Linked DNA regions of Mus musculus: region 2 is linked to region 1. A link is a loop called in an ENCODE intact Hi-C map of the cell type or tissue named here. Cell type or tissue: heart. All regions are shown on one strand. Links, peaks and the distances in the headings refer to the core of each region. The heading gives the core; the rest is flanking DNA.

Region 1 (10,120 bases), core at 825-8,824:
ACACTGGCCTGGGGGAAGGGGGGAATCCATGGAGGTGCTGAGAGACTAAAGGTTGGTGTGTGGGGCACAGGGCGCAAGCTGAGAGTTCTGGCTCACTGTGCTTCAGTGGAGTAGGAAGGGCTGGCTGCAGGGGTGGGGTGGAGGGTGGGGCAGCCTGGAACCTGGCATTTAGCAGCCCAAATTGTCACATGAACCTGCAGTGCCTGGTGTTCCTGTCACTGCTGTGTTCAGCTTCATCACCAATGCTGGGCACCTCCAGTGTATGGGACACTGTATCTTCCCAGACAAGAGAGCCTTAGCTGGGATAGTACCAGGAATGATTGGACACGATGTAGCCCCTGGCTCCACATCCCAGACCTGTGCTCTGTTCCCCTTGTCTGCCCCAGCTCTCCATCATATTGTCATCATCAGGGATAAGTGTGATGTCACTGGCAAACAGGGAGGACCAGCTGTGGCTCAGAGGCACCAAGCTGACTTTCTTTGTGAGCATGTTATAGGCGGGTCTGAATAGCTGAGCTGGGTATGGAGTTGCCACTTCTGCCTGGCCTTGGATGTTGGGATGTTAGGATGCTGCCTTTGGCGTTTGCTACAGCCTCCTCCCCACGTAGAGCTTCCCCAGGGACATCCTGCCATCCTGTCTGGGCAGCTTTCACTTCTTGGATTTGACCATTTCCTCTGACTCACCATTTATTTATTTGTTTGTTTATTTATCGTCTCTTTCATGTGTAGAGCCCCCCCCCACCATCCTGTCCCGGGGTGCCTGCTCCTCTTCCCTCTCTCCCTCTTCCTTGTTTTGTACTTGTTTCTAGATCCCTGCCCTGCTGCCCACCCCAGTCTCCACTCCGACATCCTCGACTCTCTTCTTCCATAAATAATTTCTTGGCTGCACTTGGTTTCTGATTCCCTGAATCCATGCCATAGGTCTTGTACTATGGCCCAGGCCACCACGACACGTGGGCTGCCTTTCCTAGCTGTAGATGGAACCAGTTAGAACTTACATAGCCAGTCCAGCTTCTTGCACCTACGTCACGGCTTCTCCCATGGGATGCTGGAGAGAGAAGCTGTGTCTCTTCTCCTCCCGGCCTCACTGTGAGCCTGTGGTCAAGGCACCCCTGACCCTGTGCACTCAGGTGTCTGTGCACTCCGGAAACTTAGGTCCCTGCCATTTCAAAAACCAGTTTGGGCCTGATAATTCTCTGCTGGTTTGGCAGACACTTTCCAGAAGTAAGAGGAGATCCACTCCTGCATTGTGCATAGTTGACAGCAAGAATAGCCACAGTACGTGTGCATAGTAAGGCAGAGAGAATCAAAGATGAGGTACCTCTCCACAGTGCTCAGCTTGCAGCAAGTGAAGAGTGTAGGCTTCTACCTGGGAGGGTCCAAGGGACTGGCAGTGAGGCACAAGCCAGCCTATGTTTTGTTTGAGTATCTTCAAAGGTGAAAGCCAGGCCATCACACCTTCCTCTGGGCCAGCAGCAGGCTGAGGACAACAGATTGAAGGCACATGCTGTCATGGATTGGTACTGCCAAGACACAGAAAGATGGTTATAGTATATTTATATTTGGTGTGCTGGTGATTGGACCCAGGATTGTGCATTCTAGATACTCATTCTGCTTCTGAACTAAACTCTCAGCCCCACAGTAGTGCCATTTTTTTGGGCATCTTTGGGTCACGCATCAGTATGTGTGTACTGTCTGTTTTTCAGTTGCCATCACTTAAAAGGCTGTGTTTTGCCACTTCTTGTTCTGGAGAAGACCCTGAGAGCCCCTTGATTTGACATTTGTCCCCACTGGTGGGAAGATGGGAGGAAGCAGAGTAGCCATGGTCCCGTGCTGTTCACTCCTGGCAGCCTCGGTGTCTCCTGGTCTGTGTGCTCATGTGCTGCTAGCTGTTCTGATGACAGTGATGGCTGGTGCCTGTCCTCATCCCACCCCCAAGTGGAGTGATGACTGCCACAAGTTATTTCTTGGAACGTACACATGCAAACTCGCCTCTCCCATTTGTTTAGAGAGCAGACGTCTGCTGCTTACCCTTTGCGGATGAGGAAAACGTCATTGTACTTGGACAGAACAGGGAAAGCAGGGGAGTGGAAGGGACTCTGCTGGTAGTGTCCTGTTGTCACCTTTTCTGTGTGAGGACATTGAGGGTCTGGGAGATTGGGTAGCAAAGCAGGAGACACAGCCAGCTCTTATGGCTTTCAGCCAAGTAGCCTAATCCTCAGGGTTTGGAATTTCTGCCTTTCTCCTCTTCCTTCCCCCTCCCCTTCTCCTCCTATTTTCTAGTAAGCCTATAAAGTAATAGGTTTCATGGTGACAGTGCATACGAGTATTTTATTCTAATTTGCCTACTACACTGCCTTCCCCTGGCTTCTCTCCTTGCTGGTGGCTCATTCTTGATTTGATAGCAACAAGAACACCTGTGTGGCAAAGTGGTGACTTCTACTGAGTAACTGTAGCCACGAAGTGCCTAGCACCAACCTAGGGACATGGAGTTGCTGGCCTTTTCAAGTTGTCTGCCTTATGCCCAGAGTAAGCCCTTAGCTCCAGTAAAAGGGCTCTAGGCAGGACAATGTGGAGACCGGAGCATCCTACAAGGCTGACCCACCTAAGAGCCAGCTCACTGCTTCCAACAGTGCCCTTTGCAGGTGTGACCCTACCTTGCCCTGGCTAAGAGAGATGGTGCCAGGTACCACAGTGGGACTGATTGGACCTATGTCTTCATCGGGTCCCAGACTAGGACTTATTGCTTGGTGTGGGTCAGACTTGAGAGCCTGGGCAATCCTGGGTCAGTGTGTGTGCCACTCCAAGCAACAGAATTGCCAAGCATGTAGTGTGCTTGCTGTCGGAACCTGCCTGGGAAGCCTTGCTCTCCTTACGCTCTGGGGGGCTTGCCTTTATCTCTGCCTCAGCTCCTACCGCTGCATACCCTCCCCAGCCTCAGGGCCTCTTGTGGACCTCCACACCGCCATTTCTGTTCATCCTTCATGCCCCCTCCTGCTGGAGTGAGTAGGGGCATGCTCTGTGTTTTCCAAGGCCTGAGCCCTGTCCACCATGTGTGGTCAATGTATGCCTCCTGACCACCTTGTGGACAGCACCGATATCTAGGAGAGGCAGGGTTTATACGCAGGTTTAGGCCATGGTATCCCCCAATCCATGGTTTGTGAACTTCAGACAGTGTGCCCTTCCTGTGTGGAGAGGTGAAAATGGGCAAATGCCTTTTATTGAAGCCCAACTGGCAGGGGCAGGAAGGGGCAGCTTAGTGGACCACACGGCTAGTATGAACGATTTTAGGGTTCATTCCCAGCACAGTAGGAAAAGAATGGCCACATGAATGGGGGGGGGGGGGGTACTTGTTTCGTTAAATAGGGTCTCACCTTGTAGCCAGGGCCAGCATCCTGAATGCTGGAACTACAGGCATGTGCCACCATGCCTGGTTTGTGACTGGCTTCTACAAACTGCCTGAGTTCTAGGAAGGGAATTTTGCTTTAGGTTGGAGAAAAATAATGAGCAGAGAGGAGGGATTAGGAAACTGGGAGAAAAAAATCAGAAAGTTCCATTCCGATGCATTTTTATTTCCCACTTGGAGAAAACAGCTTGGTCCCTTTTCAGAGGCCCCTGCTGGGAGCAGGAAGCTTTAGAAGAGGAAGGAAGAACAGCTTCCTCCTGTGGGTTCCCAGGAAGTTTCCTCCTGGCTCCACCTCCCTCCCGTGTTCTCCTTCCAGCTTTTCATCCCGGGAGAGGCATGCGCAGGACGGCACTTCTCACCTCTGTCTCTGTGATCCCTGCACACCTGGCTCTGCTCTGCTCAATGGAACAGAAAGGAGGGGCAGGTCAGCCAGCCAGAGTCCGCTGGCATGTGGTAGGGCTCAAGGGAACTTTTGTGTGTGTCTGTGTTCCCCGATGTTCTATCCTGCGTCAACACACAGTTGCGCATGTGCGTGCCATGCGGGCGCGCATGCACACTGTGCAACAGCACCGAGCAAAGACTCACTTGGGGTTTTCTAAGATGTTAGGACCTCCGCTGGAGGACCTGATCTCAGCCTCTGCTTAGAGCCCAGGGGAGTACCTGTTTAGAGCAGGGGTTCCTGCTCAGTATGAGTTCAAGGCCCCTGGTTCGTTTTATCCCCAGCAAGCCAGCCTACAAGCAAGAAGGAGGGAAGGCGATATTTAGAAGTGATTGAATGTTTTCCTAAAAAGTAAAGTATGTTGTTTCCAGAATTTGTGATGTATTCAGTCTTTCAGTGACCCCCCAGCCCCAGTACCTCTCTCACAGCACACAAATACATACAGTCAGCTTTTCCTAGACCTGCGCTTCCATGCACAGTGTGTTGATGGGCACATTTGTTAAATGGACAAGAAGCCACTTCAATGCAGTTTGTTATCTGGCCCTAATAAAAAGTTTCCCCCTGGGGCTGTCCTTTGTGGGGGAGTCAGAAAGCTTCCTCCCTCTTAAGAGAGGCAGGTGCTGTGGGCCATGGACGACCCTTAATGCATGTCTTCTCTGCTGACCTCCGCTTCATCTGCCCTTTATTAACCAGAATTCCTCTGCGGAGGAGGCACTAATGTTAGAAGTGCTTCTCTCCACCCTGCCCCTGCCCCCCACCTCATCCCAGCCCACCAAGTCTTCTGCCAAGGAAGCCTGGGGCATTTGTCAAAAGTATGGAGGCCAAGCTCTGTCTAACAAAGACATGGGACGTCAGACCCTCAGTTTGCTGAGGTTAGGAAACTAATTTGTTTATGCTTGCTTCATTGAGTTTTGGTTCCAGGATTAAAGCAGGTGTTTACTTTTGCTAAAAGCAGCTAATTATGAGAACAACCACAAACTATGTTTTTGTGAGGCTAAAGCCACACACCCCTGGAGTGGAGGGGGGCAGCTCTAGGCTGACTCATTTTTGAAATAGGGTCTCACTATGATGAATCTCTAGCTGGCCTGGAATTCCCTGTGTGGACTAGGCCTGCCTCTGCGTCCTAAATGTCAGGATTGAAGTAATGCACCACCATGCCCAATCAAGCTGACATTTAGTTCGACAATATTTATGTCTTTGGGTTACTGCAATACATATGGTATTAATAATTTTTTAAGCCTTTAACTTAACTGCTTGTACTAAACTTGGATAAAATTCTTGTGTCACAAACTATATGTTGGGAAATTTTGGAACTTGAGGTTATATGAGTAATTAAACGTTTTCAGAAATTAGAAAATTTTCAGGGAGAACGAAGCCTTCTGGGTCAAATTCTTCCCATGTGGAGAAGTGGGCAAAATCATTTCCAGTTTGAGATACCCTTAGGCTTATGTGGTGTTTTGGCACCCTCTGCTGGTCAAATTCGGAATTACTGCCTCCCAGTGACACTTATTTTTGAGTGCATCTCTGCAGTCACAATTATCTTGTCCACCTGCAGTATCGTTCATTACAACTTCAGATAACAAAATCATGTTAGACACTTTTGGAAATCACAGCTATTATGCCTGATTCATTCAAGTTTGCATCCAGGAGTCAAGCAGGTGTTTGCTTTTGACGAAACCAGTTAAACACAAACAAATCCTCTGTTCTTGCAAGGCTAAATCCTTTAAAAGGAAAAAGGACCCCTGGGCAGTTCCACGACTTTTCTTAAACCACTAGTGACATTCGGAATATCAGACCAATAAGCATCAGGTACCCTATAGTTGTTGTGTTTAAATACATAAAATATAAAGTTGAAAAGGTGACATTTTTTCAAAGCTGGTCTAAGCCTTTAAGAGCCAAATAACTTGAGTCCCAAGGAAAAGGCTTAGCAGGTGCAATAGGAAAAGGTGTGAATGTGAGCAACTAGGGCACTGGGCTAGTAACCATTCTACTTGGAGCCATGGCTTCTGTCACCTGTTCCTGACAACTAAAGCAGAGACTCATACGTATTTGAAATTCACAATTCACTAAGTTGTGAAATTGGCTGCCTTGAAAGACCGATTGTAGATGTTTTCCTATTGCTGTGATAAAACATTGACCAAGGCAACTCATGGAAGGAAGAGCTGATGTGGCCTTAAAGCTCCAGATGGGATGGCATGTCAGCCAGCAGTGGGCATGCAGCGGGAGCAGGGAGCTGAGAGCTCACACTGTGAACCATAAAGCAAGAAGAGCTCGACTGGAAATGGTGTGGGTTTTTAAACTCTCAGAGACTGCCTCTTGTGACACGCTTCCTCCAATAAGACCACACCTCTTAAACCTCCCCAAACAATGTCACCAACTGCTCAACCATCCAAGCCCATTTGGGGACATTCTTGTTCAAACCAGCACACTGACGGAAAGCAGTGTTTCCCTCTCTGTTGGAGGTTGTGAACCCAGCCAAGAGGAACAGAGGTGTAACCAGGCTCTTGCACTACATCTTAAGGGCAAGATCAAAGCTCGTTGTTTGAGAATCCAGAATAGATGCTTCCACCCTGTACAGTGGTGTAGAATGTCCCTGCACTGGCTGCAGAGGAGGATGTTCTCCTACGAGCCACCCTTTCAGAGAATAAACATAGTTGCTGTGTCGGTGTGATGGGTTCAGAACGAGGATTGTAGCTCTCCGCAAACAGAAGGCGGCTTTGCCTCTTTGAAGAATTCAGCTCCCTGAGGAACTGGTGTGTGTGTGTGTGTTTTCTCTTTACAAATAACTCCAAGGAGTTCTGACTAGGCTCTGTCCTCTGTAGACTACTCTGTAGCAAGGGAGGATGCTCAAAGCAGCCTGCTGCAAGAATAGTACCTGCATCCTTATGTATGCACACAACCACACCCTCTTAATGACTGCGATGCTGAGAAAGGTGTCTTTGAGAGAATTCTGTCACTGTGTGACTATCCTGAGTGTATTTACACAAACTGAGCCAGCTGTGCTGTTACTAGGTGATATCTCTTATGGGACCAATGTCATATATGCCACATTATGCCCAAAATGCCACCTGCTGTGTATAACACAAACACACACTCTCTCTCCCTCCCCCCAACCCCCCTCTAAATGTTTGAAATCTGTTTAGGGAGCTCAGGGCTTTGATGCCTTTGGCACTCTGATATTTTTGCTTTTCTTTTCCTTTCTTCATCAGACAGGGGTGGGGCGTGGCTTAGGAAGAGAGGGAGGGGGTGGCCCAGTCCCTTTCTCTAGTGATGGTTGGAGTGCTGTGCTTGAGTGCAGGCTGATGCAGTGTGTATGGAGCTTGAGGTTTTCCAATGAGTCAGTCGCAGTCTACTCTGTCAGCTCTGGGTCTTGCACATTCCATGCCTGACCACCTGTGGCCTCTATGGTTAAAGAGAGAAGGGAGGAAAGATGGGGGTGGGGGAGGGAAGGAGGGAGGGAAGGAGAGAAGGAAGGGCAGGACCAGAAAACAAGTAAGGGTATTTGCATACTTGGAGGCCAGGTGAGGGAGGCACTGCCATGGACATGGGGATAGCCTAGCTAGCCTTTTAGACATGTTCTTTTGGGCTGGAGAGATGGCTCAGAGGTTGACAGCACTGACTGCTCTTCTAGAGGTCCTGAGTTCAATTCCCAGCACCCACATGGTGGCTCACAACCATCTGTAATGGGATCCAAAGCCCTCTTCTAGTGTGTCTGAAGACAGCTACAGTGTACTCATAAAATATAAAATAAAATTAAAAAAGAAAAAAACGTTCTTTCATTACATCTGAAGACTCTCTGGTAGGAGTAGCCAGGTTTGAGTTTATCCTAATTTCAATCAGGCTGTTTTAGAAATTAGAAAATTTAGAAATTTTGATCGTGGTCAGTTGTTGCAGGTGGTCAGTTGATGCAGGTGGTCAGTCATTGCGGGGAGTCAGTTGCCCCAAACCTTAGCACTTTATCTTTTGTTAACAAAATCAAACCAAAGCCTGAGAGAAACTTTTCAGAACCGACCATAGTTCTGGATCTAGGTCTCTGGGGTTCTGCTGCAGATGGTAGGGATTGTCCCATTCTGGTCATACAGAGTCCGGGGCAAAGCTAGCATACTAAGGGCTCCTAATTCCATCCCTTGAAAGCTGGTGGGAGACGCTGAAGTGAGAAGTCTTACCTTTACATTGCTCATGGGAGACAGAGGAAGCTCCACATACGGTCTTGAGCTGTAAGGTTTTTAAAATAAAATACCGCACAGCCCAACAGCCTGCCAGAGCCTGTGGTGACCACTCTGTGGTACCCACAATACGTACTGATGCTTGGGCTCCTGGAGAGGGCTGTGAGCCACGCCCATGTGTATTTTCCTGGAGATCTATTTTTCCTTCTGAACATTGCATTCACATGCCTTGCCTAAATATGGGCTCCATTGACACAGGTCTTGTCACTGGAAGAATGTATCCTTTCCTGTGTCACTCGGGGTAGTGGATTCTGGGTCACACACCCCTTATGCAGTCGTCATAGTGGTGGCAACCCGAGGGGGTCTCTGGTTAAGCCCTGCTGTGTCCAGGTGTTAGTGGCATGGCCCCAGGATGTCCCACCGCAGGGGATCTTACACCCTGTTCTACTTCCACTGCCATTTGTGTGTGTGTGTGACATGGGTCGCAGCAGAACCATACATTACTGGCTGGCTTCTCAGGGGAAGGTTAGTCCAGGACCTTACAGGTTAGCACTCGACACACAAGGCTGAGCAGGTGCTAAATCTCCCTTATCTGGGGCTTTGTTTCCCATTCTTTCAGGTCAGAGATTCTCAAAATAAACAATTCCTATGCCTCGAATTGCTTTCCATTCTAGGGAGCACAACGTTAAGCCACCCCATCCCACCCTTTTTTCCCTGGGAGGAGACTGGTTCCTTTGTCTCGGGTCTCCGCACTGTATATGCCACCTGACTGCCAATCATTAGCAGCAGTCTCAATTATCAGGTCTCTCCTGTTTGGGTATCTCAGTGCTCAGGGTTCTATAAGCCCACTTTTGCTTAATCCTGGTCATAAAATGGGAGATGCACGCAAAGAGATGCTATGAAGCCCTGCTTTGAGAGAAGAGGTGGATAGTCGCACTTAAATGAGGAAGCCAAAACCCACAAATGCAGGCAAAGGGGTCTGCAGTCTACAGTAGAGGATATCATGTGTCTATGAAGTTGTGAAGATGAAATTCATGGTAGCTTTCCCATCTCAGTTTAAACAGCAAAAGCGACAGCCATGGGTACGGCTGTGATTTGGACTGAACCAGGATGGAAAAGGATTTGTTTTCTTGGGTCCGGCTCTATCTGTGGTTTCAAGAATTCACGGGAGACACTGAGATGTGTCTTCCTTAAGAATTAAGGACATTTTGCTGTGAAACGTGGCACTGGGGTGGTGTTTTCATCGAGGGACACCTGTTGTGTATTTGTTACATATTTCGTCATAGGCTGCTCACCCAACTGACCTGGCCGTTTCTGTCTCTGTTCTAGGACTGCTCGCCATCAAGGGTGCACATGACATAGAGACCAGGCTCAATGAGGTCGAGAAGCTGCTGGAGACGGTCATCAGCATGCCGTGTAAGGTGAGCAGGGAGGCCAGAGTGGCCCATCACCACCAGCCTTAAAGACGGCTGCGGGCATCTCACTCAGTGTTTCATTCCCAGAAGTCCTGAAGGGCGATAGAGGGAAGGGAGAAGTCTGTGGGACTCCCCGCTGGAGTCCTTTCTCTTCAGGGAACAGAGTGGAAGGAGAGCCATGAGGTCTGAAGCAGGAGGGGCCAGAGGCTTCTCCAGAAGCAGCGGCCTTTGCTCTCTTCCCTCCCCTCGGATCCCTCTTCTTGCTTAGGTTTAGAATAGGCATCAGCAAGCCCAGGGCAGTGTCAGCATCCACGCTGGCAGCTCGGTGTTCAGTTACATTTCTGAACTGTGAGCTTGATGCAGGAAATAAGAACCTGGAGGGTCAGGCAGAACTCCTTAGCTCTTAAAGGTTCTTAAAGGAAAATTGGGCACGTAGAAGCCACCCAACAGATAGTAAAGGAGAGCTGAGAGTGATATGCCAGCTCTGTGCCAAGCATTCCGCCGAGCCACCCGCCCTAGCAAGAGGCCCTGCCCGTAGCCACCTCGAAACAAAGAAGCTACAGTGATCCAGTCACTGGGCACAGGCCATGAAGCAGCCCCTGCACGGGTCTGGGACAGCCTCCTGAGCGTCACATCAGTTGGGGTCACCTCTGTGCAGAAACACCACCCCAGCAAACACGGGAGACCTGCGGTG
Region 2 (10,120 bases), core at 1,210-9,209, 390 kb before region 1:
AGAAACAAAAGCATCCATGGTAACTATACATATGTGCAAATCTAACCACAGAAAGCATGTTGAATTCGGCACTTTGAAATGCAGGTGTCAAAAGGGGCCAGCTGTTTCCCTGGCCCTTTTAGTAGCCCTGTGTGGTTTAGAGTGGGAGAGCAAAGTTGAAGAACAAAGAGTCAACATGGGTGTTGACCTTGATTCCTGTTACTGAAAAGTGAGGGCGATTCCTTTATCCATGCTGGGACACAGCTGAGCTCTGGTGCTGGGGCAGATGTTCACAGAGATGCCAGAGGGTTATCAGAACAAAGACTGGTATTAGTCTAAGTTTTCCTAGACCACAGGATCTTATGACTATTACATTAGGACTTGTCCCCAGCAGCCCCAGAGCTCTTCATCCTGCATGGTCACATGGTCCCCACAGAGATGACAGCCTTAGATGTTTCTTTCTTTGAGCTATTTTTTGCTTTTTGAGTTTCATGGATTCCATTAACATCCCATGTGCCAGATCACACTGGGTCTCTACTATTCTAAAAGTCGGGAAGAATTCACTTAAAAATCAGTGTGAATCTGGCTGGCACGTATGGAGTCACTTAGCTTGCCTCTCCTTGCAGCTCAGAGCCACAGTCAGGTTTCCAGCGTGGACATAACAGGGCAGAACAGACTCCAGGGAGTGACCATGTACCAGGAAAACATCAGCAGAGATGGGCTGCAGAAGAGATGCTGAAGTAAACAGCACTCATCTGTTTGAGGGAGATGTGATGACCCCAGGCAAGGGATAATCTGATATTAGAGGTGATAGAGCTCAAGAAGAAATAAGGGAAGGCGGAGGGAGGCAGCCTGGTGGCAGTCAGTACATGGTATAAGAGGCACAGGTGTCTATGCATGGTGACTGCCAGCCTCTGATGGCTGCAAGAAATCTGGCATCCATACTTACTGCTGCCACTGCTAATCTTCATATTTTCAATACAGTCTGACATTTCAAATTTGTGAATCTATCTGTACATCTAATGTGTTACAGCCAACTAGCCCTTATCGCCAGCCTCCTCCATGCAGAAGTTTATGAGCAAGAATGTGTGTTGTGTTTTATAAAAATAAAGAGAGAAGGGATATGTTTGGTGGAGGTGTGGTAAGGTGTGGGGGAAGGGGATGTTTCAGCTGGCTCATGCTGAGGCATCCCTTCCCCCTGAGGGACCAGCCACACATGATGACAATTGGCATGTAGTATAGAGTTTATTCAAGGCATGGGGAGGGGAGTTGAGAGAGCAGTAGAGACAGAGAAAGGCAGAGAGAGTAGAGGAGTAGTGGCTAGCCATGATCATGTGGAAAGAGAGGAGGAGGGGAATGGAGAGAGGGGAGGAGTAGGACGAGAGCACAGAGCTGGAGAGCAAGAAAGCAAGAGAGAGTAGAGGAGTAGAGGCTAGCCATGATCATGTGGAAAGAGAGGAGGAGGGGAATGGAGAGAGGGGAGGAGTAGGACGAGAGCACAGAGCTGGAGAGCAAGAAAGCAAGAAAGAGTAGAGGAGTAGAGGCTAGCCATGATCATGTGGAAAGAGAGGGGGAGGGGAATGGAAGGCTCTACCCTCTCCTTCCCTGTGATGGAACTTCTGCCACAAGGCAAGAGACATGGAGTCCATACCTTGAATCTTGCATCCTTCTGTTCTGACCTCCACAAAGATCCATTCACTGGTAATTCAGAGCACTCTGGAGACTGCCTTTATCGACTCAGTGTGCTAGTATGTCCCCTTGAACAGGAGTCACCTGTGGCCATACCAACTACCCACAAGGCTAGTCACTTATAATGCTCAAGGAAGAACTCTCCTGAATGCGAGCAGAAGAGCTGCCATTGTGGGGAGGACGAAAGATACAGGTGTCTATCCCACTACACAAATACCCAAGCAGGCTCAGAAAATTCTTTCTTGGGGCTCAGTGAGTAAGAGATCTTACTGTGTAAGCACGAGGAACTGAGTTTGCATCGTGTGTGTGTGTGTGTGTGTGTGTGTATGTGTGTGTGTGTGTGTGTGTGTGTGTGTGTGTCAGGGGTGGGGGGAGGGGTGTATGTCATTCTGGCTCTGCTTCCCTGCCCATCCTGGTGCAATCACCTAAAATTGAGACCAGCAAGTCCTGAGAGGAAAAGCAAGGCAGGAACTGCAAGGAGCGACAGAGGTCTCAGGTGGCCATGAGTGTAATGTCAGACTCATAGGAGAGGCTTCAGCGAGATAGCTCATTTAATCATGTGACTGAAGGCTACTTATACCTTTTGGGAATGGATAGGGGCTTTCAGAGTAAGGGCACTGGGGACGCATCTTTTGCATAAGGAGGAACTCTGGGTGCTGTCCTGATGTGATCTTATGAGAGGAAGTTTAACCTGGCTACAGGATGGGGGGTGTTTATAACCTCCTCCAGAGTATACAGAGGTGGGGGCACAGGGCTGTGTACCAGAGCATGCAGGCCCGGGGCAGCAGAGCCTGCTGATGTATTTCAAGACACACATCAACCCCACTCTTGCTCTAGTCTGCTCTCCCATGCCCTCCACCTCTCCCAACCCCCACCTCCTCCATCCCCCACGTCCTGACCCCTCCACCCCTCACTCTCACCCTATTCCCTGTCCCACGGCTCTCCTGCCCCACAGAGTTGGTTTTGGTTTTGCTTTTTAAAGGTCTGGGTTTGGCCACACAAACAAAATTGTAAGAGAGTAGTGGGGGGGAGGGGGGGACAGAGACAAGAGGATCATTTGTTCTAGCTAATTAGTCAAAATACTGGACTCTAGGTTGAAAAACCCAATCTCAAGGGAACAAGGCCAAGAATGATGGAACAGTATACCCAACAGACTGTGCACACTACACACACATACTATGCATACATACACACTCACATACTTCAAACATATACATACTACACACAGTACATATATACTACACACACACACATACACACACAGACCTCACATACATCCTTCCTCTTCATCTGGAAAGTGTCCATTTGTCTATCAAGGATATACATAAAGAAACAAAAGTTCTCTGCTCCCGTGTAGATCAGGAACCCTGCAGGCGATCTAAGCCTCCAGCACACACATCTCTCCTCAAATCATTTCTCACTGGTACACCTCGACTTCCCTTTAGAACGTAACTGTGGTGTGCTTGCTAGTGCTCAGCCCAGGGGCTGCCAAGTGGCAAGCCCTCAGCAGGTATTTCTTTAACAATGCACCGAAGAAACATATACATGAAATGTTGGTACTGCAGCAAAAGGGAAAAGACCACACTCCAGCAACCATAAGGCAGCTCCCGGGGCCTCTTGATGATGTCTCAAGGGTGACATTCCCTGTCTGCTCAGAACACCCAGCAATATTAAGAGCCTTCAAAAGGGGGAAAATGTATTCTATTTATGTTGTTTGAGGTGGAGAATTTTTATAGATTTTAAGGTATTCATTGAAATTATTTTTATTTGCATCCTAAAAATATCTATTTTTCTGATTTCTATACAGTGCTTCCCAAGCCCTCAGTTTATTTTCAGTAAACGGACGTAGTAGGTGTCTATCACATGACAGTCATGAGACAAAGACACTGCCAGGCATCCAGCCTCAGGCTATTGACATACTTGGACTGCAGAGAAGCCTGTGACCCAAGTGGAGGAAAGCAGTTCATGCTCTCTGCCCTCGGGAATGAAGGAGAAGAGCTATCTCTCAAGATAGGTTGTTGAGAGCCTTCAAGAAGCTTTGCTACAGAGGGGGAAAGGTGGGTTAATTGGGATTTTTATATTCTAAATAGAGGATCTGACTGTTTTACTCCAGTTTCTGTTACCATGTCGGAGAAATGGTAAATGGGTGATCTATAATGAAAAGAGGTTCGCTTGGGGTCACGGATCTAGAAATTCATGTTGGTGGTGCCAGAAGATGCTCAGCTTTTGGTGAGGCCCTGGAGATGTAAAACATAAGGAATATAATGGAAGGCTTCATATGTCAGGACAACGGCGGCTAGGTAGTAGGTAGAAGCAGGAAGAGGGAGTAAAACTCCCAAGATAGCCATTGCCTTGAGAAAAACGACATTAATTCATTCATAAGGCCAGATCCCCTCCACAATGAGCACCTCTGAAGGGCCCACCTCTGAAGAAGCCAGGAGGCTATGCAGAGCCATGCCCGTCCTCCTGGGGCAGTGGAGAGCAGAGCCTACAGCTGACATAATCACAGCCTCAGCACCCAGAGGTTGGAGAGAACACAGGCTCTGAAGAATAAAGAGCAGCAGCTGGTGACTACAGACTAAGAAACATCTGGCCAGAAACCAGGTAAGTGAGGGGAGGTGAGAGCTCTGTGACTTTATAGAAAGCAGGTTGATTATATGACAACAGCAAAGGGCCAATGTGAATGGGGACAAGATTAAGGGGAATAGACAAGAACCAGCTGCAAGGCACCTTCTGGGCCACACTGAAGAGGTTGATGACAAGAAGTAACTTGATGAAATGTACATTTCTCGAGGGTAGCCTGGCAGAATCAGCGTTGGCTAGGAGATAGACAGACCTTGTTCAGAGTTACTGTGGACTCAGGGCATGAGTGATAAGGAGCTTGGGTAAGTGGCAAGAACTATGAAGGAGGAACCCTAGGATTTGATGGCTAGACACGGTATCAGTGAAAAACATAGCTCGTCCTCTAACAGGAATAAGAAATGGTTTATCCTGAGCCAAAGATGGCTATAGCATGGGCACCCTGATTCAGGTTGCCCTGGATGGTATGCTCCACTAAGGGAGAAAACTTGAACATTTATAGACCTGGAACTAAAGAAAGTTGTTAGTCAATGTACGTAATAGATGCCGTAGTGGGCACATCAGGTAGGTGTGGTTATAACAGAATATCAGGGATTTCTTCTGTAGGTTTCAGGTGCCATCTTGTGGCGTTCTTAACTTGGGTTTGGTGGAAGCTAATGGTCTGCTAAATTTACAATACAGCCCAAAAGTTTTACTTGACATCACAAAGATGTTAGGTCTGATTCATAGGTTGGTGGTAGCAAATGACCATTAAGAGGGCTAAAGAGAGATGAAGATATCTGGCCCCATATGCAACTTTCCATCTGCTCATAATTCTGACTTCCTGGCCAGTTAACCTGCAGAACCTTCAGTATAAATGTGGTTTCTTCTAAGAACTATGGCCTGCTATGGGAAATAGGAGAAAGGGGGCTTCCTAAGGCCACCAAAAGACGTATACCTTGATGACTAAGCATATGCGGGGTTGGAGCAAAGATGAGCTGGGCTCAAAAGTGAGCTCAGTTTGGGACCTGTTGAATCTGGCAGCACCAGGTCTTTCTTATTCATTATAAACACTTCATGGCAATTCCCCCTTGTTAAAGAGTCACTGTCTAGTATAAGCAAATGAACAAAGATATACAGTACAGGGAGATAAAATGCTGCTGCATAAATGTAGGTGTGTGCTTGCTTATGTAAACTTCCCCTTTTACTATCTGACCTAAAGTTAGCACTGGACAGAAAATAAAGTTGGATTTTAATTATTATTATACTCCTGAGGTCATGTTTTTGGAATTCCCAAACTGAATATTTCAACTCTTATAGAAATGTTCCAACAAGGCCACACCTCCTAATGGTGCCACTTTCTAGGCCAAGCACATTTAAACCACCACATATGGAATTTAAAAAAAAAAATCCCTCTACAATTTTATTTAATTTATTCCTATCAAATAAGTATATTTATATTTAAACATAAACATATCTGCAGAAATGTGTGTGTGTGTGTTATATTGCTGAGCATAAACTAATGGAGAATAGTTTTCAACTAGTGACAATAAAACAAAGATGTCAGCTATGAAACAAAGCCCTCCCAGTTGCTGGGCTGCAGGAAGAGAGCGCAGGCTCCACGTACGGATAATCTGCTCCTGTCTAACAAGAAGCCCACATTTCCATGACAGCTATAAAAACAGACCTCCTAAGGTGCTTCCCTCCTACATACCTTGCTGGGATGGTTAATTTTCTTGACTGGCCTACGGTATCCAAACATTAGGTCAAACACGATGCTGGATGTCCCTGTGGAGTTGTTTTTAATGAGGTGAACACTAATTTAGATTCATCGACTCCCAGGAAAGTAAATAATGGGAGTGAACCTCAGTTAATCAGTTGAAAGAACTATTAAAGCCAAGACAGAGGCAAGTCTCCTGTGTCAGAAAAAATTCTGCCAGAAGCCCACCTTAAATTCAAACTGAAATTCCCGAGGTCTTCAGCCTCCAGGGCTCGTTTGAACTTTACTCTTGAAAAATCCTCTAACAGGTGGCTAATTGCTTAATAAAACAAAATCTATCTCAGAAACTTCCCCTAGTTTTTCCTGGTGGCCCCTTTCAGCCTTTGCTTATAGTCCTTTGTGATTCTGTGGAGCTGGAGAACTCTCTCTACCAGAGACTCCTAGCTGCCATTCTGAGGCTGGGACTCAGGTAAGACTCAGCCTCTTGGTGTGGACCCAGGGTCCCCTTAGTTATTCCCTGCTACCTACCCCTCTCAGCTATTCCTTCTAGCCCATTCCTTTGTGACTCCCAACAATCTGCAGAACAGCAACAGGGACTCCAGAGCTGCCACACTTGGCCAGGACAGAGTAGGCAACAGCCACAAATTTCAGAACACTCACCCAGCAAAGATAAGACCCAGTATCTACACCAAGAAATGCTTATAACATCGTAACTCCAGAAACACACAAACATGAACAACCAAGACAATATGCCTCCTCCAGAAGCCAGCAAACCTATTGCATTAGGCCCCAAGAGTCTTCAAAAATAATAATTAGGAGTATGTTCAAAGACCTTCAAGATGATATGAAGAGATGTCTCGGTGAAAACCACTAAACCACAAACAGTTGAATAAGACAGTGGAAACGATTCAAGACCTGAAAGTAGCATTAAATAAAGACATAAAGTCACTAAAAAAAAAGTCCAAACTGACATAAAATTCCAAATGAAAAACTCAGGATGCCAAACAAAAGCCTCAGAGATCAGAGCATCATTCAACCCGTATCAAAAAAAAAAAAAATGGTAATTAACAGAGACCCACAAATGCACAATGGGTAGATAAATAAGGTACTTTGGAGCACCCAGTCCCAAATGGGATGTCTTTATTAAACTCTTCCCCTCAAGGTTCAAGGGTCTAATACAGTGGTTCTCAACCGTCATAATGCTGCAAACTTTTAATATAGTTTCTCATGTTGTGGTGACCCACCACGCTTATAATTATTTTGTCCCTACTTCATAATTAATTTTGCTAGTGTTATAGATCGTAACGGAAATATCTGATAAGCAGGATATCTGATAGGCAACTCCCGAAGGGGTCGGGACCCATAGGTTAAAACCACTGATCCAAGTGAAGAGGAGACAGAAAGAGTGTAAGAGCCAGAGGTGGCAGATGACTCCAAGAACTGCATCTTTCAGGTTCAACAGCATTGATGTACACATGAAGGAACAGAGATTGGGGCAACACACCAAAACCTGCACAGATTTGAACCAGATAAAATGTCAGCACTGAGAAGGGGAAGTGGCAACACAAAATCCCACCCTTAACCAAGAAGCTACTTGCTATTGTAACTGCTGAATAAGGGAAAATCAGTTTTTTTTTTTTCCAATGGAGCATCACTGGGTATATCAATCACATACCAGGGCAGGTCGCAAGCCCAAAAGTAGCTGGCTACCACAAAATAGACTTGCTGGGGTTTGTTTGTGCTTTTTTTTTTTTTGTCTTACTATTTGGGGGGTGTTGTTGGTTTGTCTGTTTTTATCTTCATTTTTGCTGGATTTTTCTGCTTTTTTTTCTTTACAAAAAAGAAAAAGACTATGAAGTTGTGTGGGTAGCAAGGTGGGAAGGATATGGGAGCAGTCAGGGAAGGGAAAACAATATAATCAAAATATATTGTATGAGAAAATAGGTAATGTTTAATCTCTCTCTTCCATCTCTCTTCAGTTGATTCTATTTTTCTCGAGATCCCTGACCAACATGTCCATGTTCTTTTTCATCAGTTTTGTTCAGACACTTGTCCTTAAGAGCTGCACCTATTTCCATCACCTTAATTCCAGCAGTTTCTGGAACCTGCCATCTGTGTGTGGTGCAGAAGGAAAGATGGAGACAAGCCGACAGCAACAGCCTGACAGTGAGTGGTTCTCTCAGAGCCTTCCCTACTTCCTGTACCAACCCCAGTCTGCAAGATACAGGCTTCAAACGATGCTGCAGTTAATTTGGAAGAATGGCAGGGAGAGATCTCACCAAAAAAGTTCAATCAAACCCCAAACCATCTGTGGCACCCCTAAAAGAGACCATACAGTGTGTCAGCCCTGTCTCCAACACATTCCTAGGGATTTACTAAGCACCTATTGTTGCAGCCTGGTATTGATACAGTGGACTCAGAGATAAATCAAACTCAGACTCCGGCAGAAACCTGCTATGTTCTGGAGGTGCCCAGGACACCTCCTTCTTGGTCAGATCCATAGGTACTGTCCCACACCTGGTTTGGAAATTTGTGGCCCTCAAGTGAAGCATTATCCTCTATGTAAGTTTATGTATACTTAAACTTTTAAGTATAGGGACATATGCAGATAAATATTTCGAATGCTTATCAAATACTAGGCTTCCACATGGCTTTTTCAAACATCTTTAGTATTATTTATCTGCCCTTCCCACCCACCCATCCAACCCCCATTTAGACCTTTCCCCTCTTTTTGCCTTATCTCCCGTTATATAGTTTTTAGAGGTTTGAAAGTAAAGACAAAGTCATTAAAAGGCAGATCTTTTAAGTTTTTATGATGTTAATGATCTTTAATTTTAGTAAAACTAGAGCCTTAGAAGAGAATTACAGACTTCTTTTGCTGATGTTAAAACTTTCCCCTACACCATGTAGTTGCTATGTGACATCACCAGGTGGCAGCAGAAGGACTACGTGACTTCTGACCATTGGTTTGGGGAGGGGCTTGGGGAGGGAAGACGACTCCCCTTTTGTGTTTTTCCGGTGAAGAGTGTGGGGATTTTCGTCTTGGCTTCAAATCCGTCGAAGCAGCACAACAGGTCAAAAGTAAGTACCCCCAATCATGGAACTGATTTTAGAGCCCATTGACAACTAAGTATGTGGGCAGGAATGGGTGTAAGGACAGACAAAAAAGTAGTTGTCAGATTCATGTGCAGTTGCCCAGCACCAACCCTTCAGGCTGCCTTTCCTTGGTGTTCCTGAAGGATAGTTTGAAGAAGAAGGGCTCCTGTGTGTTCTCAGGGCTCCACTCAAACTTTGGATACACCAAAGTTCCTTGTCCCCAACTTTCTAACCTATGCCTCAAGTAAAAGACTGTCCCTCAAGATTCCCCAGGATGTTAGATTCAGAAGCCCCCATAGGTATCAAGACATGTTTACCAAATCCTTTAAAGGGACTTATGAAGTAGCTTTTTAAAAAAATGCCTCTTGCTTTCAAAAACAGGACTTTTTGCCAGACCTTGAAACCAAGTCAATAATATGCCTTGGATCAGTTTTAAACTATATACTCGATACCGTGTAATCTGCCTGTTTAAGTTTAACCTGCCTTTAAGAAAACAATATATTGAGGATTTTTGCATCGATATTCATAAGGGAAATTGGTCTGAAGTTCTCTATCTTTGTTGGGTCTTTTTGTGGTTTAGGTATCAGAGTAATTGTGGCTTCATAGAATGAGTTGGGTAGAGTACCTTCTGTTTCTATTTTGTGGAATAGTTTGTGAAGAACTGGGATTAGATCTTCTTTGAAGGTCTGATAGAACTCTGCACTAAAACCATCTGGAACTGGGCTTTTTTTGGTTGGGAGACTATTAATGGCTGCTTCTATTTCTTTAGGGCATATAGGACTGTTTAGATTATTAACCTGATCTTGATTTAACTTTGATACCTGGTATCTGTCTAGAAACTTGTCCATTTCATCTAGGTTTTCCAGTTTTGTTGAGTATAGCCTTTTGTAGAAGGATCTGATGGTGTTATGGATTTCTTCAGGATTTGTTGTTATGTTTCCCTTTTCATTTCTAATTTTGTTAATTAGGATGCTTTCCCTGTGCCCTCTAGTGAGTCTGGCTAAGGGTTTATCTATCTTGTTGATTTTCTCAAAGAACTAGCTCCTCGATTGGTTGATTTTTTGAGTAGTTCTTCTT

The links. Peaks named below come from ENCODE experiments on the same cell type or tissue, not always from the same donor. Only the 100,000 strongest peaks of a DNase experiment are listed, where the experiment ranks them.
Region 2: a loop joins it to region 1, with 3 times the contacts of the local background. A loop is called at or near these places in 12 of 42 quality-filtered maps.

What each region holds. Positions count from the first base shown.
Region 1 is chr13:34,638,319-34,648,438 of GRCm38, reverse strand. It overlaps Pxdc1 (PX domain containing 1), which reads left to right. Exons shown (of 5, transcript NM_025831.3): 2 at 9,341-9,432. Among named protein-coding and RNA genes, the nearest start is that of Pxdc1, 9.3 kb to the left of the region's middle. In heart, for the core only: a CTCF peak has its summit at 5,320 (motif pointing left); DNase peaks (open chromatin) are centred at 1,018 and 1,888; H3K27ac peaks cover 394 bases.
Region 2 is chr13:35,025,917-35,036,036 of GRCm38, reverse strand. It overlaps a transcript of Eci2 not described here. Among named protein-coding and RNA genes, the nearest start is that of Eci2, 37 kb to the right of the region's middle. In heart, for the core only: CTCF peaks have their summits at 4,138, 4,867 (motif pointing left) and 8,875 (motif pointing right); no DNase peak of the experiment used is centred there; H3K4me3 peaks cover 464 bases.